2 separate regions of the Homo sapiens genome follow, and region 1 is linked to region 2. A link is a loop called in an ENCODE intact Hi-C map of the cell type or tissue named here. Cell type or tissue: heart right ventricle. All regions are shown on one strand. Links, peaks and the distances in the headings refer to the core of each region. The heading gives the core; the rest is flanking DNA. Region 1 holds the start of LINC02859 (long intergenic non-protein coding RNA 2859). Region 2 overlaps DCDC1 (doublecortin domain containing 1).

Region 1 (15,448 bases), core at 3,717-11,716, 180 kb before region 2:
TGGCGGGCACCTGTAATCCCAGCTACTCGAGAGGCTGAGGCAGGAGAATCGCTTGAACCTAGGAGGTGGAGGTTGCTGTAAGCCGAGATCATGCCACTGCATTTTAGCCTTATCGTGGGCAACAGAGCAAGACTCCATCTCAAAAAAGAAAAAAACAAAAACAAGCAAAAAAGAAAAAAAAAACTGAGTCAAGTGAGGAAGAAAAAGAAAAGAGAATGTGAGTTGGGGGATAAAATGTCCTTGCTGCACATTTATAAGACAAAGTCAGAGTCTTGGCTCAAACACTGATAACTTGATTTTGGACAAATCACCTAACCTCTTTAAGCAGTTTTCCTCATTTTATAAAGTGGAAATAATAATAATCTTAGCCAGTTTATCTATCAGGGTTGTGATGAGAATCAAACCAGTTGATGATTATAAAAAGATTTTGTAAATTGTTAAATGTTTACAAAATACATGAGTAAAGTTATAGCTTTTTCAGTCTCTCTTGATTTGTTTTCACATACCATGGAAGAAATTAGGTAAGACATAAAAGTAGACTCAGCTTTAGTTCTTTATTTTCACACTTAGTGAAGTGCCTATCATCTGAGAGAGCAAACAATGCTTTTATTCTTGCATCATAAAAAAAACAAAAGTGAGATCTCTCCTTGAACATTGTGATCTAATCCTGCTTTGTTGTATTTCACTTCCTGTAGAGTGGACAGTCTTATCTGACTATCAAACGTTAGGGTCACAATGTTGAAATTCCATATTCACTTTTATCTCCCACCTCTTTAACAATCTGCTTGATGCAGTCAGTATCAAGACTGCCTTATCTGCCCTCTAAAATATTTTTCTGTTAATCACCAGGTAATTCAATTGAGACAGTGATTGTGTCTTAAAAATAACTGAATGTATACAGTTTCCTTTTTGATGTACTAATTCCCTAGTGGCAAATTTTATCTTTTTGTATATATCTCTCTGTGACCTTTTAGAAATTACCAGCAGCTTTAAAAACATCATTTTAACATATTTTGAACATAAATCATCTAAACCAACACAATAATAAAATATGTATTATTCCCTTATTTTAAACTTAAAAAAAGTTTTCCACACATATGAATAAGATATAGTAAGGAATGGTTCTTTTTAAAAAGTTGGGGGGTTTGAAAACAGGAATATTATTTGTTCTTAATAGGCAAATCTGTATTTTTTCCTATTCACTACTATCATCAATTATGTTTAATTTAAAGCTCTGGTTAATATCCAGGGCCCACTTGTCCCTGGGGGAAAGTTATATTCTGAAGATTGTTTTAGAAAGATTCTAGTGCCTATGTTCTCACCGCTGAGCAAAAGGGAAGATTGAAGAGTGAAGTTTTGCAGATGGGTTCCCTAAGAAAGCAAAGACACATGTGTGTTTTCTTAGTGACGCTCATATACTTTTAGTTCACCTTGTGACACCTGTGGCTGCTCTATATCAGACAGCATGTGTCTGGTGGCAGCACCCAAATGTTAAAATCCAGCATGCAAAGCCAAAATCATCAACATGTGATTTACCAGTGAATCAGCCTGAATTTGCTCCCTTCAAGAAGAATGGTGCCTGTATGTAAAAATCACAAAGCATGCACCGTTGGTGGCACTTGGTGGCTTATTCATTATTCTGTTTGGTAGATTGGAGAGGCAGAAGAATAAAAAGAGTTATTGTTCTCATTTCCATGTGATTTGACTCAGGCATGTTTAAAGAGTAGCTCTTGTACCAGGGAAATGAAGATTTGATCCTGCACTGCTCTTAAGGTAAATATTTTTACTTAATTTGATCTAAATGAACATTGGACTCTACCCTTATTTTTTTCTCCTGGTATTTTCTCTTCTCATTAAAATCTCTGACGCTGCTTTGTCACAGTTTCCACTGACAACAGGGTCTCATGCTCATTATATGCTGGCTCTGAGTTTTGGGACAAAGGTCACTTAAAGAAGAGAAAATCATGTTAAAGAAACCTTGGAGAGAAAATTTGAATATGGCAACAACTATAAATCTGTTGTAAATATAATGAGTTTTGACTACTTTTTCTCTAGAGAAAAACTCAAGCCATCAAAGAAAATTTCTTAAGCAGTAAACTTTCATTCTACAAAATATTGTCTTTTAACTTCTTACTGATGTACCTTCTTTTGGAAATGTAAGCGCTTAATGACATATTGACTCTTGCTGAAGCCACAAGCCAATTACTCATCCTTCCAAATAGATTTTTTTTCATGGAGTGATGGAGATGGGAATATGTAGAAGAAGATAGAAATAAAATTAAAAATTCATTGGGAAAACAGAATAAGAACCATTTAAACATGAACTCAATTGTAAGTGACAAGGTATAAAAAACGAGGTGTTTTATAGAATCAAATATAAAAACTTGACTAGAATAATAGGAAAGATGTGTTAGTAAAACCATGGCAATATGATAACACCATTGTTATTTATTGAACACTTTCTATGTGTTAGGCATGTGCTAAATATAGTAGCTAAATATAGTATTTATCTCATTATGGGTGTACCCAGAGATAAGCCCATTTGGGATGTATAATATCTCAACTTCTGGGTCCATTTCATTTAATATCCTTGCTCTAGTATGTGAAGTATGTATGTTATTTGCATTGACAAAGACTGACCTGAATGCTGCATAGCTCACAAAGTGCTGAGGGATGGAAGGGGAGCTACCATCACATCTGTACTCTTCTAAATTTGGATCACATGAAGTTCTCCTTCCAGAAAGCTCTGGTTTAGTATCCCAGGCAATTCCATAAATCCATAACATAATTTGGTTCATGATTTCTTTTTGTACAGCTATGCCTTTGTTTATTTTTTATGCATTAAATGTGAATTACTTAAACATTACTATGTGTGTTTTGTATGAGTGCAATCTTATGAATATAGTGTACAACGGCTATGAAAGAATTTAACTAGAAAAAATGGCAAAATTTTAAAACAATTGATGAAAGTAATAACTTGTTAGTTGTATAATGCTAATCAATATTAACTATTGAAGAAATTATGTCCATTATTATGGGTTTTGGTGTTCTTTTGGGATAAGTCAATGTTAGCATTCAGAATACATAAAATTTAATTTTTTGAAATTTTTAGGGATTCCACTTATTTCTCATAATGAATTCCTTAAGGTATTTTCAGGCACAAACTCTAAGTATAATTATTCTCATTTTACTATATAAGAAACTAATATCAACAAGTTTAATGATCTGCCCAAGGACATACATATGATGAAGTTGGAGTATAAACTGTCTGACTGTTATAGCTTGTTATCAATGTTGAAACTAATGTTATCAAACCCTGTTACTATAGGACAATGCTTGCCTAACAAAGAACTAGCTCACCAAATGAGAATTTATATGCTTCTTCTAATAGCTATGCCATTGTTTAGAATATTTTTTGAAGTTATCTTTAAGTCATGTCCTTGGAGACTATTTATGGAGCTCACAAAATAATGTTTCAGTACTTTGCAGTCATCTTTGAACACAACTTGACCATCTATCTTATTGATAAGAGCTTTTCCTGACTGCAACTTGAAAAACTTCTAAAAAGACCAAGATGTTGGCACCATTGCTACTTTTTTAAAAAAGTGAGATACAGTCCCTAGGTGCTGAAAGTGGAGTCTCTAAACTGGCTTGGAAAATGATAATATTATTGCTTCCCAACTAATTTTGTACATCTGTTAAAATATAGTTTTGACAATCATAGACTCAAAGATCTTAGCATTTAGAGGATTTTGAGAGACTCTGAGATTCAGAAAAGATAACATAGGCTCCTGTAATCTCAGCACTTTGGGAGGCTAAGGAGGGTGGATCGCCTGAGCTCAGGAGTTCAAGACCAGCCTGGCCAACATGGCTAAGCCCCAACTCTACCAAAAATACAAAAAATTAGCCAGGCGTGGTTGTGTGCACCTGTGGTCCCAGCTACTTGGAAGGCTGAGGTGGGAGGATTGCTTGAGCCCAGGAGGTCGAGACTGCTGTGAGCCAAGATTGTGCCACTGCACTGCAGCCTGGGTGACAGAGGAAGACCCTGTCAAAAAAAAAAAAAAAAAAAATAGGGAAATTAGGAGATTTTTGTTTTGCCAAAAAAAAAAAAAAAAGTTTCTGAAGGGTAAATTCAATAGGGGACAGTGGAATAATATATTCAAAGTACTAAAGGAAAATAGCTATGAACCTAGAACTCTATGCCCAGTTTAATTATCATTTAAGTAGAATTTAAGACCCTTCTTTTTGGCAAGATCAAAGTGGCAGGTAGAGGGTCAGAAGTTGAGGACAGCAACATTCTAGTAGAAAATGCTTGTTGAAGGAAAAGATTTCTAAGAGAGCTTTCCTGAGACCATGGCAGTCACAAATACCTTGTCATTTGCAATGAGTTCTTTAGAAACACTTTTACAACACAGTACTCACAGATTTCTACTTACAAAATCAAGCAACAAGAATCCCATAAAAAGATGAGCTCACAATAAAATTTTTTTAATGAAATGAAAGTATCATAGAGCCAGTAAATGCAGCAAACAAAAGAAGTAGCACTTCTGAAAAATGAACAGATAAATTCACAAAAACTCCAATATAATTACATTTTCATTGAAATTAAAAACTCTTAGAATATTTGCAAAAGGGTACATACAAACACAACAGTTTACTTCTGAGAAGGGAAACCAAGGCAAAGGGGACAGGAGTAGGGCGGAAACTTACATTATGCACACACTGTCTTTTAATAAAATGTTCGGATTTTTACAGCTTACACTTTTAAAAATACACTTAAAAAAGCAGTCTGGTACTATGATATTATCATTGGATAAAATAGACTTTCAGGAAGAAAATGAAGATGATCTTTTTTGATCATTAAATTCTTTTTAACAATAGAGATAGAACCATCTTGTTTCTGAGTGCTCTAAAAATACAGTTTCAACATACATAAAGAAAGAACTAGACAAATACAGTATCATAATAAAGATGTTTGAATTATAACCTCTAGAAATTGGTAAGTGGAGTGAACAAAAATCAATTAGGCATATAGAAAATGCAAACAACACAACCAACAACTTTGATCTGATTGACATATGTAATCCTGTACTCAACGGAGAATATGTTTTCTTCTTGAGACCACTCATATATACAAAAATTGAGTAGTATCCTTGGCAAAGGAATCTCAACAGATACTGAAGAATCATTATCCTGTAGTCCACACTGTATGATGCAAAAACATCAACAATCAACTATAAAAAGAAGGAAGAATCCCAAATAGTTGGAAACGCAAAGTCCTTCTTGTAAATAATTCATGGGTTAACATAGAAATCTTAAGGGAATTTGTGACATGCTTGGAACTGAATGACAGTGAAATCACTACATATCTAAACTGTCAGAATGCAACTAGAAAAGGACTTAAAGGGAATATTGTAGTCTTAAATGCACACATTTTAAAACAGGAAATATTGAAAATGAGTAAAGCAATCAGCTCAAGGAGGTAGATGAAAACAGTATTGCACACTTGAAGTAAATGGAAAGAAACAGTAAGTGCAGAAAATAATAACATAGAAAACAAAAAAAGAAGAGAAGAAATGAAAGTTAAAAGCTGAGTCTTTGTAAAGACTAATGCAATATATAAACTGACAAGATTGATCATGGGGAAAAGAAACAGTACATAGACAAACAATATTAGGAATGAAAAAAGAGGATAACTTTAGATGCATTGAAGATGGTAAGACCATAAGAAAATATGAGCAACTCTATTCCAGTACTATTGCAATCCTACATAAAGCAGATAATTTACTTTAAAAAAACCGTGAGTTATTACCAAAGTTAAATCAAGAAGAAACAGATTATTGTAATGTACATCTAATAAGTGAAGAACCTAAATTAACAATGAGAACTTTATTCACCAAAAGAAAGTATCAGACCCAGACAGGTGTCTTTAATATTGACACATAAGCTTTATACGAATTATTCCAGAAATTAGACTGAGAAGAAAAGCTGCCCATCCACTGTTATGAGTCTATCAAAACTAGACAAAAAAGCATTTAATGGGAAGATTATGGACCTCGCTCACCAATGAATACAGGTGCAAAAAACTTAAATAATATATTAGCAGAATAAATACAATATTGTATTTAAAATACGTGGTGACCAAGTAGTATCTATTTCAACAATATAAAAACATGGTTATCATGGAAATGTTGTCAGAAAGATGTCCAAGTTCAAGCAACAGGAAACTTGTTTAAAATGGCTTGCACAAGTAGGCATTTATTTTACTCACATAAAAAGAAATCTGGAGGTAGTCAGTGGCCGGTGTTGGTTCAGTGGCTCACCAGTATCAGGAGTGATGATTCTTTACTCTTTTACCCATGCTTATACAGGGACTGCTGGCAGCTCTGACGTTAGACAAAGGTTAGAAAAAGGAAAAAGGAGGATGGGTGAAGGGTTCCATCTGCCATGTTTTTCTCTTTTATTTTTCCTGGAGTCTTCCTGGCAGAATTCCACTTAACAGATCATCGGCCAGACTGGCCAGAATGCCACCTGTAGCTGAAAGGGAGGTTGTAAAAGCAGTGAAAATATAATTATAATTAGCTTCCACCACTGATGCCCTGAACAAAATCAACATTCTGTTAGCAAGAGAAATGGGGAAGAATAACTATTTTATAGTCAACAAGTAGTGTCTGCCTTAAAAACCTAGCAGAGAAATTCACTATGTTAACAGATTAAAAGAGAAAATTGATATGATCATCTCATTAGATGCAAAAAAAAAGCATTTAGTAAAACAATAACTACTAACAAACTAGAAATTTCAGGAAATTTTGTCAACACAATAGAGAGTATATGTGAAAAACTTCTGGCAAACAATACTTAGTGCTGAAACTTTAGAAATATTATCTTTAAAGTGAGAAACAAAAGGAGGATACCATTATATCTGATAAACACACTAAAATATAGTTACATATTATATATATGTACTTGTATACATATATGATATACAAATATAGACAAATAAATTATAGCATATTCATTCATTTAGTGATATGCTATCGATCAATTAAAATGTTCAATGAATGCACTAGATCTTTACCTATCAACACTGATATATGTCAAACATATATCAAAATACTGAGTAGCCAAAGGATATATACCGTATATTGCCACTGAGGTAAATTTGAAAACCTTGAAACTACTACTATATATTATTTATTAACACCTGAATTTGTAATAAACATAGAAGTCATACCACCACTTCATCTAGAAAAAGAAGGAAGGAAAGAAGATAGATGAGGGATACAAGAAGGCGTCTACTGTTTAGAAATTCTTATCTTAAAAAAAAAGAGACTAAAGCAAATATATCAAAATGTCAGAATGTGTCCAATCTGATTATGGGTACATGATTCTGTTTTGTGTTCTTTTTTGCACACTCTAAAATGTTTTACCTATTTCATAAGGGTAAAAACCTCAAGAATATCTTTTGTCTCTGATGTCCCCAGTCTGTGACAAGTTCTAGAACCCCAAGAATTTTCCAGTGGTTTGTCTAATGTCCCACATGAGGGAGCCAGACCCTAAAGCTGCAAGTGTGCTGACCTCAATCATTCTGTAGGTTTCCTGAGCTCTTTGGTTCTCACCTCCCACCCTGGACTAGCACCTGCTGAGGTCTCTAAACCAAAAGCCTGTTGGTCCTGATCCTTGCTGCTTTTATGGAGCCCTGCAATAGTTTTCCTAGGTGGGAGGAAACAGGCATCCCTCAGTTTCACTCCTAGATGAGCAACTTTTAGCCAAAACTCATTGTTTCAGGCCCCAAGTATGATGGCCCTGTTCTATGTAACATATAGGTCTACCCTTCTCCTTTCCTGCCATGCTGGAACAGCTTCAATAGCAATGCAATGTGCCTGAAATCAGCCATACCCTTTCATCTGCCATGACCCCAAGATCCCTGAAATGACCCTGTTCTAACTGCGGGCAAGTGAGTACTGGTTCTTCTCTACTTTTAGGTGTTCCTTGAGGCTGTGGCTTCCCACCTCTGTTATTATCACTGCTAGTTCTCATCAGGGAAGTGAGGGGTGGGTCAGGGGAACGGTAGGAGAGACTAGAGATTCTGTGGAATTATTTGCACCTGACAGGCCTGGTTACATAATTTGTGGGGCCCCATGCAAAATTAAAATGTGGGGTTTTTTGTTTACGAACCAATTGTGGAGCCCTGTGTGACTGCATGGGTCACACATCTATGAAGCTGGCTCTGGCACCTAGCCTACTTCCTCAGCTGTGGTAAGTTCTCTTGCCTCCTCAAAAATAGTCCCTCTAACCTACCTTTGCCTACCAGCCAGATACCTCAAAGGATAAAATCTCTCCATCCTCATTCACAAGGACCACTTCATGAGCAGTGAATGATTGGCTGTACAAATACCCATGATCTTTGGTTTCCATGGTTAATAATAGGAAACGAAGAAGGAAAATAGTCTAAAGCTGATGTATTTCCCAAGGTCTAGGCTAGCTATCATACGTTGAGCATTTACTATGCACCAGAAACTGAACTAAGAACTTCATAAACATTATCTCATTTAATTCTTACAGAACCTTTGTATATAGATATTATTATATTCTAATTTTAAAGATAAAGAAACAAAGATTACAGAACTGTATGTTTTTTTTAGCACAGTTTTGTTTTACCTGAATTCCTATCTCTCATTCCCTTTTCTAGACAAGAAAAGAATCTGAGTGGTCCATTGACTCAGGATATGATTGGTTAACGTTGAACAATATTGATTAAAGACCCACTGTTCAGAGGACTAGATACTATGAGAAGAGCCACAAGACTTAAATTTCTCATGAAGTTTGTACATGCCCTGAGGACATGGCACTTATAAGTATACATGTCAATACATTGTGTGGTGGGCATTAGGACTGTTCACAGATATTCTCTTTTTTTTCTGGCACATGATAGGACTGTACTGTACCACCTACTTATGACCACGTGACTTGCTTTTTTCAATAGAATGTGAATCAGAAGTGATGTGTGTTATTTAATAGAAGAAGCATTAAGACTCTATTTCTCTGCTATATATCTTTCCCTCTCCCATGGAGATCAATAGCACTACGGATTGTGACTGCTCTGTCATCTGGGTCTCCAAAGTGAGAATAACAACAATGTAGAGCAGAGCTCCTAGATGACCTGCGGCAGACATCTAGTATTGTGAAATAATCCTTTGTTGTTTGAAGACTTTGAGGATTTGGGTATTGCTTGTTATTACAGCATAACCTAATCTATCCTGATTCATATGAAAGGAAGCAGTGCTAAGGGGAAGCAGTCCTATCATATCATTTATTGCATTAGAAAATGAAATAGTTGCAGATAGCCTGACCAGAAACACAAAATCAACTGTCCATAATTGACTTATCTTTCAACTTCCAACCAAAATATGATAACAATAGTAAAACACATATCCAGTGTTTACTATAGGCCACTGTTCAAAATGTTTCATGAATATTTACTCATTTAGTCCTCATGACAACCCTGTAAATAAGGTATTTTTATCTTCCTTTTATAGAGAAGGAAACTAAGCACAGAGAGATTAAATTGCCCAAGATCATACAGCTAATAAGCAAGGGGAGCTGGAATTTGAACTTCAGGAGTCTGATTCCCAAATGCATACCTTTTTTTTTTTTTTTTTTAATTATACTTTAAGTTTTAGGGTACATGTGCACATTGTGCAGGTTAGTTACATATGTATACATGTGCCATGCTGGTGCGCTGCACCCACTAACTCGTCATCTAGCATTAGTTATATCTCCCAATGCTATCCCTCCCCCAGCCCACCACAGTCCCCAGAGTGTGATATTCCCCTTCCTGTGTCCATGTGATCTCATTGTTCAATTCCCACCTATGAGTGACAGCCATCCCATTACTGGGTATATACCCAAATGACTATAAATCATGCTGCTATAAAGACACATGCACACGTATGTTTATTGCGGCATTATTCACAATAGCAAAGACTTGGAACCAACCCAAATGTCCAACAATGATAGACTGGATTAAGAAAATGTGGCACATATACACCTTGGAATACTATGCAGCCATAAAAAATGATGAGTTCATGTCCTTTGTAGGGACATGGATGAAATTGGAAACCATCATTCTCAGTAAACTATCGCAAGAACAAAAAACCAAATGCATACCTTTGACTACAAAGTTCTACTTCCTCTGTGTAACTCAAAACTTAAATTCCGGGAGCACAAAAGCTGCTTCAGAGTTGTAGAGAATATAGATTGCTCACCTCCTCCTCATAAAAGTCATCCCTCTCCTCCCTGTCCCTTTGCATCCAGAAATAGTACTCTGATTCCTTTGAGTAATTCCCTCTCTTCCACTTTCAGCCAACATGGCTTGGATGGGGTTGACACAAGTCCTGCTCTAAGGATACATCTGGATTGCCTTAAACCAGCCAGCCTGTTTTCTCTCTTGGATTGGTTTGGGGATTAGAGTCAGTGTGAAGAGGGGTTAGCTGGTGTTTCTAGGGAAAGGAAGGTTTCTTTCTCTACTATTGTAATTGGCAGAGTATGAGTGTGAAGCCTGCATCTGTAGCCACCTTAAAGCTCTGAGGGACATGATAGAAATTCACAGTGCTTGAAATGGAACCAACCCACAGGAAGCAAAGCCAAGAGCCAGATGCTACTGTCACTGTTTGAAGCCTGAATCAAGCCACACCTGAAGGCAGCTGTACCTGTGTACTTTTGAGTTTTATGAGCCAATTAATTTCTCTTTTTACCTTAATCCATTTTGAGTTGGTTTTCCTGTCACTTACAGCAAAAAAAAAAAAAAAAAATCTGAACCTATGGAAAAGTAAACAAAATGAACAAGAGCAACAGTAAAACACACAAAAATCTATGAGAGATATCAACTATTCATTTCTGCTTAAGGGGTGAAGATCAATCTGAATTATCAAAATGACTGAATCCAACATTATTAAACAGCAAGACAAATAATAAAACAGCAACTCCATTTCATCAGCTTTGGGAAATCTCTAAAAATGTATTCAATTGCAAAGGGAGGCACCCTGTAGATCTTAAATAGCTTGCTATACTTTTTTTTAAAAAGCAAATGGCTAAGAATTATTTCTAACTGTTCACCTTTAGTCATTGTTGGAATACAAAAAACACTGTTCAAGCACTGTTTTAAAATTTGATGGGTTTACTTCTTAGGATGGCTAAGATGCATTCTGTTACATCATTAGGCCTTCTTTGTAAAAAAAAATAATAATTCTAGAGACCCTTTCATGGCAGAAATTATTATTTGTTGGTCAAATGACCCAAAGTGTGTATGAATTTAATGAAGTCTTTAAGTAATTTTTAATTTTATCTATCACAATAGCATTCATGTACATTTGGAAATTAGTCACATAAGGATGTACTGGCTCAGTTCACAGTTATGCGTACCCTACATATGGATCCTCAGGGCATTAAATAACTGTAATATTCCCTCCCCAGCTGATGCTGAAGCCCAGTTTCTTTCTAAGCTTTCCAATTATTGCAGTTGCTGATTTGGTATGATCTACAACAGGAGTTGGAAAATATTTTCTCTACAGTCCCACATAGTAAATAGCTTATGCTTCATGGGTCATGTTGCAACCACTCAACTCCATTGTTACAGCCTGAAAGCAACCATAGGCAACACATGAACAAGCAAGCATGGCTGTTCTCCAAAGAATGCTTATTTCCAAAAACAGGTGGCTTGCCAGGTTTGGCTCAGAGGCCATGGTCTGTCTACACCTTATCTAAAATAACAACATTGTACTATTTTAGATGTGTTGAGAAATTTCCTCAAACCTTGAGATTCTTGATCCCTAAGTTGGAGTGGTTTTATGTGGCCAGACCATCTGACTTGGGGAAGAAAGCAAATATCTTGAATCGTACATCTTATGTCTTCCAGTTAGTGTTAACTATGATTACTAATCATTGTCAAATGAAGAGAGTATAAAAATAACAATTTAACATGTGCCAGAACTGTGCTGTCGGCTTTATTTATACGACATCCTTGAGTACTTACAACACCACCAGAAAAGATGAATATGTAGAGATAGAAAACCCTCATGGGAAAAAGAAAATTTATAGGTGTGAGACAATGAGTGCAATGGAAAGAACGTGAATTTTGGACAGATAAGACTTGATTTCAAGTCCTGGCTTCACTCCTCCATTCCATGTGACCTTGGCCAGATTTTATACCTCTCTTGAGTTTCTTCATTCATAATTGAAAATATAAAACTATATGAGAAAATTATGTTGTAATTGTAATTTATAATATTACCTATCTTTTAGAGACATGGTAAGGGTTTTTGAAGTGAGCAAAAAAATCATGTAGCACTGGAACATGGTAAGCACTCATTAAACCTGAGCCATTCCATGTGCTACACATAATGATAAAGTGACTTGCTGAAGGTCACATAGTAGTATGGGTGGAATTAGGATTGGCACTCCACCCCGACTGACTTCAAAGCTTGTGAACTTGCTACTGCATTGCACCGCCTCCCAGCTATAAATCTGAAGTGGTGTTATTCAACTCATGCATGGAAATTGCTCAGTGTATTAAAATATGAAATCTCCAAAGCCAGTCACATGAGGTGAGTCATCTCTGTTGGGCCATGGAAGCTGGGTGCATGTTTCTGGAAGTAAACATGATGTATCCAGCATATCTTGTGGCTGACGCTGCCATGTAATACTCGATTTGTCTTTCCTCTGCACGCAGACACTATGGGAAATACTCGTAACTTCTAAGTCTAGTTCAGATTCTCTTGGCTGCCGAATTCCGAAACAGTCATAAAATGTGATTTGCACTCCTAGACACTCAGGAATCTCTCCGTTACCTCAGAGAATCTGGCCACAAACAGGACTCAGAGTGGAAATTGCCCAACCTGTCTGCTATCACTCTCTTGAAAGAGACAGATCCGATCAGCATCTCTCAACTGTGACTCATGAGGTATTTTTGGCTATGTCAAGAACATTCTCAAACAAGGTACGTTTAATGTATACATTTTAGAGTTGGAAATGAATGGAGAGAACATCTAGATCTACACCCTCATTTTTCAAATGTGAAAATCAAGGCTCAGGGAAGTTAAATAACAAATCCAACACTTCTAGATTCCAGTCCCTGATCATTTCCCCACCCTAAATATAATCTGGGGTGGGGAGAGGGAGAGAGACACTTAAACCAGGGTTACGAGATTTAGCAAATAAAACTACAGGAAGCCCAGTTAAATTTGAATTTCAGTAAAATAACAAATACTTTAAAAATATAAACATGTCCCATGCAATAGTTGGGACAATGTTTGCAACATATTTATACTAAATAATTATTCTTTATCTGAAATTCAAATTTAACTGGGCATCCTGTATTTCACCTGGCACCTAGTCCAATCAAATAAGCAATGCCAAATTTCTACCTTCTGAAAAATATTTGAAAGTGTCAAGTTAGAATGTGGCTTAAGTGGAAGGATAGAAAAAAAAAAAAAAAAAGAAAGTAAAGAAAAACCCTGAGTAGACAGGAAGAACTCAGGTGAAAATAATCAATGACTAGAAATGAAGTTAATGAAACCCAAGAAGAATAAGGAAGAAAGAAGAAAAGGAGGAAGGCAGAAAAAAACAGACCCCCTAGAAGGTGATGCTCTCTCCTTCATCTGAATCAGCTTGACAAAATAATGTTCAACCTACTGTCTTTTTTTGCGTCCCCCATTCGCCACTTGTCCTTCCTGCTCCAGTGTTACTTTCCCTGCTATATACAACTACCTTCCTTCTTCTCTGCTAAAATTGTATTATATTTAAGTTGTAAATTTTAAGTCAAAGCCATACATTTAGATAATTTAAAACTTAAAGAGTACTGAAAAGCTTAAAAAGAAAAGCTCTAGTCCTTTTCCCCACCTCTAGGTTCTTTTGAGGAACCTAAATTAGGGTAGCCAGATTTGGCAAATAAAGATACAAGATGCTCAGTTAAATTTGAATTGCAGGTAAACAATAAATACCTTTAAATATAAACATGTTCCATGCAATAGTTGGGACAATGTTTACAATGTACTTATACTAAATAATGATTCTTTATCTGAAATTCAAATTTAAGTAGGTATCCTGCATTTTATCTGTCAAACCTACCCTAAATCAAATAAGCCATACTAAGATTTCTGTCTTCCAAAAATATTTGAAAAACTACTTTTAAACTTCGTATCTATTTCAAAGGTGACCAGCAGTTCCCTTTTCCCCAGAACTGAAGTGTTTCCTGAGATGGGGGACTGTTGGTGGTAAAACCAAGACAGTCTTAAATAAACATGTATTATTCGTTGGTCACCTCATTTCTTATGTTAAAGATATTTCCATCTCACTAAACAATAAACCTTATTTTTGCTTATCAGTTTGAGACATTATCGTTAATTTCCTACTTTGAGAAGTGAGTATCTGTTTTGGTTATTTTTAAACGGTTGGTACAAAACCGTTTCCACATAGCACAAGTTCACCAATTTGGCCTAAAAGCCTTCAGAGAGTAGCTTCAGAGAGAATGTGTTTTCTCTAATCAGAGAAAACAAGAATTATGTTGTGTGAGTGTCAAGTTGCCATTTTATTGTCCCACTGAAATGCTTTCCCCCACCTAGGAATCCTTTTAAATTTTCTTAACTTTAATTGCCTTTTTCCCCCCACAAAGAAGTCAATTTAAATTAAACAGAATCCATCACTGTGATAATTTTTTAATGAGTAAAGATAATGTACTCTACAGAAATTGAAATAAGGTGTTCCCAGGATCATTTGCGAAGTCTCACAAAGTCCTCCTAAGAGTCAGCTGAAATTAATGAATCTCAGTCTCAGGACCGTCAATGCCATGTAACTGAGGGCTAGGTTCAATGGAAAAAAACCACACACAATAATAATAGTTACACTTTCCAATTTGAGCATTTAGCTCCTTTCGTTCCAAGATCCTGAGGAATTTTATAAACATTAATTAAGCTCACAGGTGTGATTTATTAGATTAACTCACTGATAGACATCAAGGACTTTTTAATAAAGCTGGATTAAAAAGAGGAATAAATTAACATCCCAGGAAGATTTCCATGCTGGGGTGGAGCCCCCAGTATTGGAGGGAAGGTCAAGAAAAGAGATGTGCTCCTTAGCTCAAATTTCTTGAACTAACTCTGGTCTCAATACATAGTGACGACAGTTTGATGCGTCCTAATCTCCATTGAAAAATACCCCCTCCACAGCTTATTTGAGCTTCTCTTTATTGTTTCATCCTCATTCTTCCACTGGGTTTCAAAGACAAACAATGGCTTGTGAAACAGGTGACCTTCAGTTCAACAAGAGAAGTTTCTATGCTTTGTGGAAATCTGAACACATGTTTGGTGATGCTTTTAGGGTAGAAGAGGTAGTCGTGGTACTGATCCAAAAACTAGGTTTTATTTTATAGGTTACTCAAGCCCTTCTTGGG
Region 2 (15,448 bases), core at 2,714-10,713:
AAATTATGGGGGATGGGGAAATAAGTCAAAGGATGCCACAAAGAAGAAAGTAAACAAACCCCATTAAGGGGCATTCAATATGAAAATGGAGCCAGACTACGCAACTGAGTGTCACATAGAGACCTTATTTGAATCTTGACACAAACCAACAAACCATAAAAAAAAAATGTTAGGGCAACCTGGGAAATTTGATTAAGGATAGAGTATTAGATGGCCAAAGAATTATTGTTAATCTTGTTAGCTGTGAGAATGGCATGATGAGTATGTCAGAAAATGTCCAAAATTTTTGGAAGTATGTGATTCATACGGAGGTGAAGTAATATAATGTCTGGGGTTGGCAAACATGGCAAAACCTAGATAATAGTTAAATATGAATGATGGATAAATAAAGACTTATTTCCCTAGTCTCTCTACTTTAGAATATGTATGAAAATTTCAATTATAAAAATTTTAAGTACATTAGATTAATATAAACTACCTAATTCTTTTTCTCTCACAATTTTCCTTCATTCTTTCCTACCAGAATCAGAGTCTAAGTGATTTCACTCAAAAATCAGCATTCAACTTGTATGAACATAAAGTTTTCTAGGGAAAAAAATTTTCTCATTTTATTAAATTACTCTCTTTTACCCTATTTTTCTTTTATCTTTGAGAGGAAGGAACCACTTACTGGTTGATCAATGTTTTCTTCTTTAATCACAGATGATGTACAGACACCAGCATAATTTGCTGATGTAATTTCCTTATCCAAGGCAGTGCTATGAAAGGCCACAAGTGCTTTTATATTTTTCATGTAATGCCACTTTTGATTGGCAGCTCCATTGTTGTACGGCTTATATTTCTGAAAAAAGAGGCAAAATATGGAGTCAAGTGAGTTCATGTGAGGGTTATAGTGTCTTGTTTTTCATTGCATATATCCAGAAAGTGCAGATAATTACTCATAATCCCACCACACAGTGACAACTACTACTCTTGAAATTTTAGTGATTAGACATGCAATCTTTTATATGTTTATAAATACACATTATTTGATTTACAAAAATAGAATCATAAAATGCATACAATTTGGTAACTGCAATTTTTTTTCTTAACAATATTCCCTGAACCTTTTTCTAACATCTTTTAAAAATATATACCATTTCATTTTAGGGATATTTTACTAATCTCCAATAGTTAAACATGAAGGTTCTTTCTCAAAATTTCTCTAAAATAAACAAATAGTGTAAATAAATATTTGGGAAATCCATGATAATTTTTTAGGACAAATTTCTAGAAGTAGAGTTGCCAATAAAAAAATCATTTTAAAGATTATGATATATCAAAATGCCTTCTAGAGAAATTATTTTACCTTGCACTTGTGCCAATAATATACTAAATGACCCATTTTCCTTACATTCTTGCCAAAAAATGGGCAATATTTCCAAAACATGAATATAATAAATGAAAAAAAGTACCTTGTTGATATTTTAATTTATATTTCATTGATTATCAAAGAGGTTTATTTTTTAAGTACATTCAGTTAGACATGTAATAGAAACAATATATTTATTCTAATTGTGAAAGTTGGCTCAAGTACAAGTAAAGAAATAGTTTCAATTTAACAGAACTTAAACCAGTAGATTAGTTCTAACTAAATATGTCATAACACCTCAAGGAACTTTTATAATTAATAACATCTACTTTACCAAGCGAGAGCTTAATAGCAAAGAAGAAAATAAATGAGTCCCAAGAATTAATTTAATGGGTCAGACAATAAAGCCTCCCTCAGAGGTCTGAAAAACCAAAGACTATATTTTCAAGGGACAGAAAAGGGTCTAGTAGCATTAACCTGTGATGCTTCATTTTTATTATTTTACATGAACTTTAATATTTTCTCACAAACGAGTTGTTTCAATAAACGCAACACCAGCAACAAAAAATTCTTGAAAGGTAATCCAAATTACCTTGGGGTCAAATTATTTCTTATGAAATGGTAACCTTGGGAGAAACCATCCATATCTATAATTTTATGAATATGATTAAGGTACTAAAACTGTATGTGTATGAGGTTGTATCTCACTGTGGTCTGTGCTGATGAGGCACCTGACAGAGAAGAATGTAATGTTATATGTACTCTATCTCCTAGAATAATTTTTTAGTCCATATTTATCACCAGGATAGCAGACTTAATTAAGCTTTGGTATTTGTCCAGATTGCTATGTCTCAATTTTGGATTCAGGGCCTGCAAAACAAGTTGCTTCATTGCTATTAAAATCACAGAATGAAACAAATGTTATCTGGAGGCAATCTATTCTGTTCAACAAGAGGATGGAAAATACTGAGGAGGACACAGAAAGTACATGCAAAGCAGGAATGCCTCTTCACTTTCTCCCTTACTAGCAAGGAAAAACACATATTCGTTTAAGAGTGGTTTTGGTTATAAGCATGTGAGAATGACAGAAAAATGTGAAAAAAAAAAGATCTTCCCAGGTCTTTGTCCAAAACTCAAATGAAGCCAGACTTCTCTGGAGTCTCCATAAATTGTCTGGCTGCTTTAAGCATTTGCAACAGTGAATGAAAAGAGAATTTCAAATGGGTTGTTTGGTAGAATTAACATTGAGGATCTTGCATCCTTCGGGAAGACCTCCCTGACTAGGTTCTTTCTCTCCAGCTGCCAAGGCCTTTATAAACGGGAGCCTTGCATATGTTCCTGATGATCAAATTTAGGTGCATCTAATAGCCATCCACCTGCCTGCAGCCACCACTGAGACCATAAGCTTGATGAATGCTGTTGGGACAATTTCTCATGCTTGCCATTGGGTTTGATTTCAGTAACTAGCATAGTGCCTGACATGCAGCAAGCCCACAATCACCATCTGTTGGATTAAACTAAATTAAGAGGTACATGAACATGTTCAATTTAAAATCTAGGCAGACTATTGTAAATATTTTAACAACATTCAAATAGGATTCTATGACAGTTTTTTTTTTTCCTCCACTACAAGGAAGCACAAAGCTTTACTTAAATTTAATTAAAAGGCCATGACTAATCTTTAGCCATACATATCTTACCTGAACAATAACTGGATAGCCACAAACTTCATTTCTAGTCTTGGTCATAGACACTGCCAGCACAAGGTCAGGGTTACTCACAAGGTGAAAGGTCCTTGGGAAAACAGGATTAGCCACATTACAAAGTAGCATGACCAGATTAGATCTCCCTCTGTGCCACTTAGCACTGTGTTGCCTCTCAGCTCCATGCATGCTCTGTAATAATGAATGTGAATCCTTTAAGAATTTCTCCCCTACAGTAAGTGTGATGTTAAGCTTTCTCAGTAGAGAGTGCTGGAAGAAGACTGCAGGATGAAGGGGCTCTCCTGCTCTTTCTGGCTGTGGTAGGGGGTCAGCAGTTGGGAGTGAGAACACCCAATGATGCTTTGTTCCAGCGAGGTGCCCAGGAAGCAGGTCTCCTGGGACCTTCATAGCCCGGGCTTGCCTATTGCTCCTTTGCTCACTTTCTCCTGACATGGACACCACATGCTTCAGGCCTCCTAGTGTACCACCATCCCATTCCCTCTGAATGCTGCTGTGCCCAGCAACAGACTGCACCCCCCTATATGTTCCAGAATATTATGTCCTGCTCACTCAGTGTTATGGTTTGAATGCCCCTCCAAAACTCATGTTGAAACTTAATTCCCAATGTGGCAGTATTAAGAAATGGAGTCTTTAAGAGGTGATTGGATCAAGAGGGGTCTGCTTGGATTAATCCATAGATGAAAGGGTTAATGGATTAATAGGTCATAATGGGAGTGAAACTAGTGGGTTTATAAGAAAAGGAATGTGACGTGATGTTCTGTGCTGTATGATGCCCTGTGCCATATGATGACCTGTGCCATCTCAGGGCTCTAGAGAGCCCCCAGCTGCAAGAAAGCTCTCACCAGATGCACCCCTCAACATTGGACTTTCCAACCTCCAGAACTGTAAGAAATAAATTTCATTCCTTATAAATTACTCAGTTTCAGGTATTCTTTTTTTTTTTTCTTTTTTGAGATGGAGATTCACTCTGTCACCCGGGTTGGAGTGCAGTGTCATGATCTCAACTCACTGCAACCTCTACCTCTTGGGTTCAAACGATTCTTCTGCCTCAGTCTCCCGAGTAGCTGGTACTACAGGCATGTGCCACTACGCCCAGCTAATTTTTGTATTTTTAGTAGAGACGGGGTTTCACCATGTTGGCCAGGCTGGTCCAGCCAGGTGATCTCAGGTGATCCTCCCACCTCAGCCTCCCAAAGTGCTGGGATTACAGGCATGAGCCACCATGCCCGGCCCTGTTTCAGTTATTCTGTTATAAGTAACAGAAACTAGACTAAGACATTCAGCCACTACAGACAAGCTCTGGCCAGGTACACCAGCAAAACTGCTCTGCAATTCAGTGGAATGGAACCATACCTTTTTTAATGAGTCCTGAACCCTAGCCTTGGGGAGGGGACCCCATTGCAAGTTTATCCTTTCTTGGGCAATCTCCTTCAGCCATAGGGTGATATATATTATATACATATGTAATGTACATGGGTATATATACCCTAATTTACTAGCCTGGGTAAAATATGGAGGATAAAAAGACTGTGGTTAACATAAATGCAATTTTCCATTAAGTTCTACTACATAGTGTAACCCACGGTTCTCTAGGTTTCACCAGCTCATCAAAACAAATGAGTTTTAAAAGCCACCCATCCACATGAAAGAGAACAAAGCAATATGTCAAGGGAAGATGTGCAATAAACCTCAGAATTACTGTCGCTGTACAAACACACTTCTGCCATGGGACATATATTGTTCTGAATCATGCCCACACCTAATCAACAAGACTTCTGCAAAAACTCTTGGCCGGGCGCGGTGGCTCACGCTTGTAATCCCAGCACTTTGGGAGGCCGAGGAGGGCGGATCACAAGGTCAGGAGATCAGACCACGATGAAACCCTGTCTCTACTAAAAATACAAAAAATTAGCTGGGCGTGGTGGCGGGTGCCTGTAGTCCCAGCTACTCGGAGAGGCTGAGGCAGGAGAATGGCATGAACCCGGGAGGCGGAGCTTGCAGTGAGCCGAGATCATGCCACTGCACTCCAGCCTGGGCAACAGAGACTCTGTCTCAAAAAAAAAACAAACAAAAAAAACTATTTTGTTCAAGTCTGTCTGGGTGTCCCTAGAGGGGGACTTGTGCTTATCAGCAAATCTTGTCCCACTGGGCCCCCTGATGCTCCACCTCTTCTCTCTGGACTCTGACGTTTCCAATGACGGATCAACCAATATCACCATCTCCCTTCCACTAACTGCCTCTCTTTTCCGTGTCTTGACATGAGGAGCTCCCAAGATGACAAAAGTACAGAATGTTCTGCAAAGTGGGAGGAGATGGAAAGAAACTGTCCTTCTCTTCTGTGTTATACATGGTTAGATTTTCCAAGGCAGTGCTACACATGACCCAACATCTCATAGAGTTTTAGGCAGACAGACACTGAGCAAGATTCAGAACTAGTATTCTCTTCCAATGACCAAGTATTCCTGGGTCAAACTCATTATGCAATGGCTTTCTCTTGCCGTAGGGTCACATTCTCATTCCCCATGCATGTCCACCCAAATTTATCAGCCATGCTCAAATTGCAATTTAGGTTTAAGTGGGGACCTCTACTATAATACAGAAAGCCGAGGCAATAATATAAATTGCTAAATACAATGTAGAAATGAGGAAACACTAGGATGTCAGCTCCATAAGAGTAAAGATTTTTTATCTGTTTTGTTCTTTGTAAAGCAACAGCTCCTAAAACACTGCCCTCAATAACCCTTGGCAGTTGAATGAATGAATTCTGGTTCCATATGGCAAACCATTCACAGAAACAAAAGCCTGCTGTCCTACCTACACATTGCAAAGGCAGCTTAGCCCAGGTGAATGGGGCAAAGAAACACTTTCACCAGGTCTGTCTACACAATTGGTTTTCCCGTCTTTTCTAACATCAGCCCAGCGAGTTCTCCTTGCCGGAGGCTTTGCTCATCTCAGTGAGCAGAGTAAGACCAGCTCCTCTCCTGCCCAGGCAGGGCTCGCTGCTGCCGCCTGCTGAAGCTTGTGCAACCTCCCTCAAAGTACTGATTCATAAGCCTTTTCATCGCAGACCTTTTGAGAAGCCAGTGAAAATCTCAGCTCTTTCCCAGAAAAAATAAATTGCACGATGCACAAACATACACTTTGTACACTATTTCAAGAGATTAAAGAGGTCCCTGGAGGCCCACCATATCACACTAATGGTAGAATTTGAAGCAAACCAATCTAAAAAACAGGGAATTGTTTTCTTTTTTGTTCGATTAAAGAAATGTTCCATATGCACCCAAAAAAAAAAAAAAAAAAAAAGAGAGAGAGAGAGAAATGTGTAATCAACCAGCATGGACCTAACAGCCATCAACATTCTGCCATTCTCATTTCATCCATTCCCCTCAACTTTTAAAATTTTTATTTATGATAGAATGTCTTACAACAAATCTAAGATAGCTTTTAATTTTATCTGTAAATACTACAATGTTTCCAACTTATCAGGACTTTTTTTTTAACATTACCATTGAACCATTATTGGACCCAACAAAATTAATAGGACTTCCTTAATGTCATCAGATAGCCAAGCTGTTTTATATTTCTCCTGATTATCTCAAAAATAACTTTTTTACAGTACTGTAGTTGGTTCAAATTTGGATCCAGGACCAGACATTGAATTAGGTTGATATATTTGCTAAGATAGGAATTAGTTTATACTGCGTGAGTGGAAACCACAAACTGGTTATTTTATGAAGGTGGAGGAAAGAGGGAAGGTGTGTGTTGGGGGAAGGATGGGGAGTAAGTTAATGAAAAGTATCAAAAAATTTGAAAATTGGGGACGTTTTAGAATTCTTATTTGATCTATTCATTTCATAAAAATGACATTGATGCAAGTTCAGTCTTGAGCCCAATGGCCAGATAAAACTATACCCAGGAGATCAGAGGGAACATTCCTCCTCTGAATCTGATTGTGGATAAATTGTATGTAGCTTACCTAGCATTTACATTTGATTTTATTCCCTTCCTCTTCTTTGGCTAGGATAAAGAATTATCAGCTAAGTTAAATAGAAGACCCAGAATTCTCAGATATAGTTCATCTTGTTCTGTGGGGACCATGCTAGACTTATTAGGATCCTATTCACCTTTTGATATAGTAAACCCAAATATAATGGGATTACCTGCTGTCTTCCTGGTGTATCCAGCGCTGATGACTACCATCAGATTTCTTCTCCACCAAAACCACCTCCATGCCTGATCGGAGATTGGGACCTTGAACCCCCAAGACTAGCTGAGGAGCAGCATGGCTTATAATCTGCCCATCTCTGTATTCGAACTGCTGATGACAATGCTTGTGCAATTTACTATGCTTTGGTGAACAGCTGAGATAAAGAAATCTCTATTAGTGGCAGAAAAATGTCCCATGCACTTGATCATGCACTTGATGTGCTGGAGATTATAAGTTCTGTTGGTGAGAGCTCCAACGTGAAACACGTTAACTTGAAATGATAGACCATATCATTAGAATGACGGCAATGCTACCAGCACTGCACTTCTAAGCTGACATAAGAAGTAGAATTCTGAGCTTATTTTGTAACATAAATAAATGTTTACCAGGAGAATATTTGAAAAATTCGTTAGCAAAGAAAAAAGAACTTCAGTTGACAAGGTAATTTAAAGAGGAAAAAGTAAAATTTAAAATTAAGTAAGAGAATGGGGGCAGGGGCATGTAGAATAAAAACAGAGAAATAAAGGAATTCTATTCAAACTATGATTGTTTCTTTCCTCTATCTACAGTATCCCTGGAAACAGAACACCATTCTCCAAGTTTTTAACTCACCTCTAACAAGTCATAGCATATCATAAAATAATGATGCACTAATAATTTAAATGACTGTCTTAAGGACCTTACATTAAGCAGAAGTAACATATTACATATCACAACACATTGTCAATTAAATTAATCTATAAACATCTATTAAGCCCCTACTACGTGCATGGCCTAGTGCTAAATGTTGAAGTGTCAAAAATGTTTAATTCATGTGTTCCAGTGACTGCTGTAATGTCAAGTAAATGTCTAAAGATTATGAAATAATACAAAGTACTATATATTCCTGTCATTTCATTGGACATTGACAAAAAACATTAAACTAAAAAGGAAGAAACTGCATTTTCTTAATTTCTTAAAAACATTAGGGCATCTTAAATGCTTATTCAGAAGTTCACTCACACATTCATTCAACAAATATATAGGCTCTGTGCTAAGTTGTCAGGAGGCAAAGGTGGATAAGCATACTGTTTAATAGAAAAAAACACACAAATGAGTAAGATATTATACACTGAACAAAATAAACCAAAGAGTAAAGGACCTTCCCGCAAAATTTTGTAAATATTTTAATCAAAAACATAAGACAAAAATGTGCATGTTGATAGAAACAGCAGCTAACAGCAGTGAAAACTCTTGGGAATATATGTGTCCCAAGGTGAGAAAACTAACACTAGACAGAAATCTTTAAGAGGAATCCTTTGCAACTTTTTACCTGTGTTTCTTCTGTGGTTCCACATTTTCAAAGAGCCCTTTTTCCGTTTTCTTTGGAAGACTGTCATCCTCATCAAAGTCATGTGAAGTTTCCTGCCAGGCATACCTGGGAAGTGTGTGACAAGCCTTCATTCGAAGATGAGCTCTTACGTGTGAATCTCTATCAAGGTTCAGAAGCAAACATAAGTCTAAGAAATCTCATTCGTGTTCACAGAATTTTTTTCTGAGGTGTAGTCTGATCATATTCCACAGGATGTTGGTGGATCTATAAATCTTATTTCCATAAGGGTGCCTAATACTGGAAATTCACATCTCACTAATACATCATTTAGATCTTTTAATATAAGGCTACAAATAAAATTCCTCAATCACATAATAAACAGCATTCATCTTTGTCATGTTTACTCAGAAAAAAATGGGACTATGTATTGTATTTCAAAAATCATAAAGATTGACTACTCAGTAGTTTGAGAAATTCACAATGAACATGTAATGAGACTCCCTCTCTCTACCCCATAATTGGGTCATAATTCTGACTGGAACAGTACAGCCTAGATTACCCGGTTTTGTAAAGTTTACTCATTAGACAAGGTTAAGAAACCTTAACTTTTCCAAGATTTCTCCACAGAGAAATCTAGAGAAACTCAAATAGCATCTGCACATATGAGCCAGCTTTTGATAGAGAATAATATACTAAACAGAGTAAATAGTCATAGTTTGAATAATTGAGTCAGCCTTCTGGCTTCTTACTAAAATGAAGATATAAAGGGGATCAGTAGCCGCCATATAGATCTGTATATATAAAGTTCCAGGCCACTGTTGAGAGCACATTTGCCTTCAGTGGGATTGTGATATGAGGACTGCTTGACTGAGGAAGGATAAATATACAGGCAAAGCAGCAAGCCTATTTCAGCACTCTAAGTATGCGTACCTGTAAATAAAGTTCTCTGGGACAGACTGATCACCAAGGTGCTTGTCATAATTTGATGTAACTACAAGCATTATTAAATTACCAAAATCTTCAGGGACAATTCCTGTGCTAGCAGAGCTGACCGTACTCTTTTCAAATGTAATAGAAGTATTACATGTGGATATGAAACTGGTGGGTAATCACTGCCTCATTCAGAACTACAGGCAGCACAAGCGGCTTCTGAAGGCAAACCTCTCCCTTTACAGTTAAAAAAAACAACAGCGCCATCTTGTGTTAAAAATAAAACGCACAGCTTTCTCATCAATTCCATTTCTTTGGGGAAAAGGAAAAAAAAAAAAGTCATTCTTAGTTTTAACAAAGTTAGCAGGATGCAAACAAGATTCTTCACCCAAATCCAGATGTTTAACTTTCTTACTCAGAATTTCTCTATCAGCTCTTGAACTTCCTGGCAAATGAGGTATAGTCAAGTCAGTTTTAGAACAGTCATTTTTCAGTCCATCTTGCTTTATTAATTTGTTCATTCATAGAACAAACCATTCGTTAGTTATTCACTCCTTTAATCAATATTTATTGAACATCTACAAGACAGGTAAGTTATCAGTGCTCACGGAGTTTACATTCTAGTGGGAAGAGGAGAGATTAAATAGACAAGTAAATGAATAAACAAGATAAATGCCATAAGTTGAATAAAATAGGATATTGTAATGGAAATTGACTGGGATGGGGTAAGGTTTACGTTAGCAATGGAGTCAAAGAAGGTTTCTCTGAGAGGTGATGTTTGAATTGAGACAAAGACAATAGAAAGGGGCCAGCCATGTAAGGATCTAGAGGGAGAGCATTCCAAGCAGAGAAAAGAACAAATGAAAAGGCTATGAAGCAAGATTATGGTTAGCCCACTTGAAGAACAGAAAGACAGTGGTGTGACAGGTATGCAGTGAGTGAGGGGATGGTAGTTCTAGACAAGGCTGAAGAGGTGGGCAGGTACCTGTGATTCAGTGAGGAAATGAGAAAGTTTCCCCCACTCTCTGTGTTCCAAAAATCTTTTTTTCCTGCAAAGCACAGAGTAGGCAAGTGCTACTAGAATTTCTTTTCCATTTTTCTTATTGTTTGTGCCGGACACCTTTATGATAAAAAAGCAATCAAAAAGGATCCTTCTAGATTGATGTTCTAGCTGCTGGCTTTATGCATGTCCCTCCTTAAATCATCCCATTTTTCAAATATGCAAAAAACTCCAAACAAGCACATTTAAGAAAGTCTGGGAAAAATCTTACAGTGACTTCCTGATATTAGATGATTTAGGATTATTTCAGGATCATGTCATCAGAAATGGTTCAAATGACTAGTGACAGCCTGGAAAATAGATAACCCTGTATATTAAAAAATATTTCCAATAGTTTAAGGGCTGCCAAGTAGAAGAGGTATAGGGCATAGTACAGAGAAACATATGGAATAATAAGATGGAGATGGTCTAAATAATTATTTAAATGTTAGAATGGGCCTCCTTGAAAACAGTGATCTCTCTGTTATTAGGAGTATTCAAGAAGAGGCTTGAGCAAAAGAGCCTGCTTGGAATATGCAGTAGATGCCTGCATTGTACTCTGAGAGAACCCAATCACTTTTAACCTCAAGGACTCCAGGCCTTCATGAAATCTCTGATTCAGAACAATGACGATCTTTGCTCTCAAAAATGTTTCTTTTTTCTTACTTTCTGTTTATTTTTTTCCAAGTGCAGACTAAGAGGCTAGATGACACATTCTTTAGAAGGGGATGTGAAAGTTCGTGGTCAATTCCCTGACTGTTGAGAAAGATGCCATCTAGGACCAATCATTCTCTCTGAAAAATGCCTTCTGGTGCCTTTGTTAGTGTCAGTCATAGGACCAACTGAATCACCCATCCAAATGAGGAAGTTTGGTTCCTAAAATAAACGTTCATATTCTTATAATTGAGGATAGAAACAATTAATAACAATGATATATAAATTAGTTTCACAATTATTGCAGAGGTAATTGGCCAGGTATTTTTGGTTTTATAATTTGGAAACACATTCAATCTTTCATTCATTTATTCAGTAAATGATAATTAGAACCCATGTGACAGAATCTTTGCCCTCAACGTTCCCAGGCTGGTAGAGGGAGGGGTAGGCAAGGGGGAGAGGGACTGACAAGCACATTGCCACGTACAGTCATTGCTGTAATTGACTTCAATGCTAAAGTATCATTCTACAGATAAGTACGGGGCAAGTAAAGGCACTGCAGTGGAGAGAAATTCATATGTGGCTCAGAGGTCTGCAACAGAACATAAACAGAATGTGCAATATGCAGGCGACAGCTTGTCGTTGCTGAGCTGGAGGTTGGAATTCATGTGGCAGAAAGAGACAGTGGGCATGGGAATGCAAATGAGGGTCAATGACAGGCATGAACCAGGGTCAGAAGGCCTTGGGATTCCAGATGAATAGGTTTTTCTGTCTGCAATAGGTACCCTTAAAAAACTATGTGAAAAGGATTGTACATTAGAAAGTTAATTGTCTACAGTTTAACTTAGAGGGGAATTGGAAGGAAGATATTACGGCAATAGAGAGAAATCAGAAAGCTATTTCAATGATCCAGAAAGATAACTGTATATTAACATGTGTCAACTTGAACTTAGGGAAGAAGTTTAATTTATCCTGAAGTCAATGATTATGGAAACAAAATTTGATGAATTCCTCAAATAAATGCCTACTATCCTAAAATTCTAGCCTCTTAAAAATAATAACATTGTAACAATATTACTGAAAATAGATCACTGTGATGGTTGAACATCGAAGCTGTAGTTGTATCATTTTGCCGGAAAACTAATTAAATACTAGCTCTTCAGCTGCCATTAGTTTCACAAACTTGGCATGAGCTCCCTGCATGGGCTCTGTGCTGTTATCGGGCTAATGAGCTGAGTTCAAAAAGCAGCCAGGTAGCTTTTCAGGCTACACTGATTACTTACAGAATTTCACTGGAAGCATTTTCCGTTGTTAGAGGATCTTCTTGCATTTGCTTTTCTTCCGGTTCTGTAACTTGCTTCTCTTCTCCAAAAATTGCTACAGGTTTATGCACAGCAAGCTTGCTTCCAGATACAATGTCACTTTGGACTTCTAAAACAAGAGCTGAGCAGAAATTCACAAATTGCAAAGACATATTACTTACAATTGCAGAGCATCAGGAATTTAAAAACACACACTAAAATACAAATGCAAAATAATTCCATCTATTTGGTCTATTCATAGGTTACTTATTAAACTCAGTTGAATTTAATTTTAATTTTTATAGATTCTTTACTCTCAAGATATTCTTAGTCAAAAATACTAAAAATTGGTCTTTCCAAAGATCAGTTAATTATCATATATCGTAATTATTCAAATGGGCTACATTATTTAGATATATGTTTCTAGATCATTCTCTGGGATCCAAAACTCATCAGTGGAAGTCCCAGTCCCAGTCCCAGAGAAAGCCTTGAATGACACATGCAAAGTTTTACTACACGGTGTTCAATATATATAATAGGGCAATGTTTTAAATTATACTAATTTTTTTTCTTTTTCTTTTCTCTATATGGACTTTTGTCCTGGTTCCTGGAGAAAACTTAATGGAAGGAGGAAGATCATGAGGAAATTAGAACTTTTATAAAAGAAAAGCAAAAGTCCAAAGATAGTTTTTGACATTCAAACAGCATACTGCCATCGAACGTGGAAGTCAGGATGACACAGTCATGATCTATGGTTTCTCCAAAAGCCTGTAGCTCCCACTTACTGTATCAAGAGTTTAACTTCAGGATTGACCTGGAGAAAAACCATCACTCCTGGGCCAGAGGGGATCTGGGGCACAAGACAGAGAAAGCCAGAAAACTAGCACAGCATGTCTTGATTCTCTCTACAGGCTTCACTTTGGGTATCTTAGTTAAACTGGGGAAACAGTGAGGACACTGCCCATTGTCCCCTTTTGAGCTACCCTTGCTACTCCAATCTGAGGCACAGCCAGCCACGTGAACTGGGATCTGGTTTCTGGGAGGTGCAGCTAAGACCCAGGAGTTGCTGAGAATCTTTTTGGGGAGCTTTCCAAAAGTGGATGCCAAGCAGGGGTGAGGTGGCTCTGTAGCAAGGACTGCAGAGGTGATGAGATGACCACTCAGTCATAGTCAGGCTCCAGAGGGCCACAGGAAGCAGAGAGAAGGCTGAATCAGGGAGGTAGCACACCCACCCAGAGTATCGTCTGAACCAACAGAAGGAACCATAAGTCACTCCAGTCATCGACTTCAGACAGTAGAGCCCAGGAAGCAAGAAGATCTGCAACCCAAGTGCTTTTTTTCTATCTTAGAGTGGAACTTAACGTGAGATTCTGGAGATAGAGAAATCTGAAAGCTCTCCCTAAAGGGACTAATTAAATTAATGGATGGAACAAAATGTAAACATGATTAGAGAATGCATAAGGCTCACAAAGAAGGTCAGATCTGTTAATGACAAAATAAAAAGATGATGTTCTCTTTGCACATTCAAACTGTAGTGTGAACTAAAATACTCAACCCTGTCAAACACATAATTTAGTTTAAAGAGTTAAACAGCAAGATGCAGAGGTGAAATATTACTTGTTTAAACAAACTTTGACTTTTTAAAAAGCAATATCATCAAGCATTTCATTTTGGCTGAATATATTAAGGTAAATAATTCCAATGCTTACCTTCTATTTTATGTGTGCTGCAGAAGATTTGAATTTTGGCAATGTCTGATTCTAGGTTCCTCAGGAATATTTGTTTCTTTTGCTGAGCAATGGACAGGTCAGGATTGATCCAGAGTTCTCCACATGAAACATACACCTATCAAACAAAGCATCTCTTATCCTGTATATAATTGTCACAGCAGCATTATCTGTAATAATCTAAACTGGAAACAATTAAAAAAATCAAAATGTCCTATTAATATAATAGGTGAATGATTAAAGAAAACTGTGTACCACTCAGTACTTTCAAAAAAATCAAACTGCTGATAAAGGCAACAACTTTGATGAATTTCAAGAGTTTTGTATTAAGTGAAAATACTATCTTTGTATATTACCATATTATTTTTGCAACATCCTGTGAATCTATAATTATTTCAAAATTAAAGTTTAAAAAATAATTGTTTAAGAAGAAGAGGGAAGGAAGGAAGAAAAGAGGAAGGGAGTGAGGGAGGGAAGGAGGTGGGAAAGAAGGGAGCAAGGGAGGGAGGGAGGGAGAGACGGAGGAAGGTAGGAAAGAAGGAAGGAAGGAGTAAATTACAGATTGGCAAAATTAGAGATTGGCGAACTATCCCTAAAACCCAAATCTGGTCCCCTGCCTGTTTTTGTGAGTAGAGTTTTATTAGAACACAGCTATTCCCATTCATTTACACGTTGTCTATGGCTGCTTTCATGCATCAGGAGCAGAGCTGATGCACAGCAGGCACCATATGGCCCACAAAACCTACAATATCTACTATCTCATTCTTTACAGAAAACATTTAATGACCCCTGGTATAAATGAATTTGTAGTACAAACACCAAAATGTCAATGTGGCTATTGCCAGGTGACAAGATTATGGATAATACTTTTCCTCTTCTCCTTTTTTTTTTTTTTTTGCTTATATGTATTTCTTAAATGTCCTTAAATGGATAAATATTTCTTTAAAGATGAGAAAAGAAAGTGATATATTGAGAAAGGCTCAGTAAGAAGAAAGAGAACCTCAGTGCTGCCTTTTCTGATCATTGCAAAGTCATTATTACAAACATTCGACATTTTGTGTATGAAGACCCAGGGGAAACTTTAAATAATAATAATAATAATTATTATTATTATTTGAGATGGAGTCTCACTCTGTAGCCCAAGCTGGAGTGCAGTGGCATGCTTTCGGCTCACTGCAACCTCTGCCTCCAGGGCTCGTGATT

The links. Peaks named below come from ENCODE experiments on the same cell type or tissue, not always from the same donor. Only the 100,000 strongest peaks of a DNase experiment are listed, where the experiment ranks them.
Region 1: it touches region 2 in a loop (6-fold over the local background); 12 of 110 quality-filtered maps call a loop at or near these places.

The regions. Positions count from the first base shown.
Region 1 is chr11:30,728,590-30,744,037 of GRCh38, forward strand. It overlaps LINC02859 (long intergenic non-protein coding RNA 2859), which reads right to left and starts at 6,339. Exons shown (of 4, transcript NR_187236.1): 1 at 6,272-6,339. It overlaps LOC101928338 (a long non-coding RNA gene), which reads left to right and starts at 1,697. Exons shown (of 5, transcript XR_007062640.1): 1 at 1,697-1,773; 2 at 12,826-12,997. In heart right ventricle, for the core only: a CTCF peak has its summit at 7,544; no DNase peak of the experiment used is centred there.
Region 2 is chr11:30,908,276-30,923,723 of GRCh38, forward strand. It overlaps DCDC1 (doublecortin domain containing 1), which reads right to left. Exons shown (of 39, transcript NM_001387274.1): 24 at 14,228-14,363; 25 at 12,501-12,660; 26 at 8,595-8,753; 27 at 7,236-7,436; 28 at 3,052-3,145; 29 at 671-841. LOC105376611 (a long non-coding RNA gene) reads left to right here. Exons shown (of 5, transcript XR_007062642.1): 5 at 13,132-14,039. Among named protein-coding and RNA genes, the nearest start is that of LINC02859, 180 kb to the left of the region's middle. In heart right ventricle, for the core only: CTCF peaks have their summits at 6,087 and 9,796 (motif pointing left); a DNase peak (open chromatin) is centred at 6,066.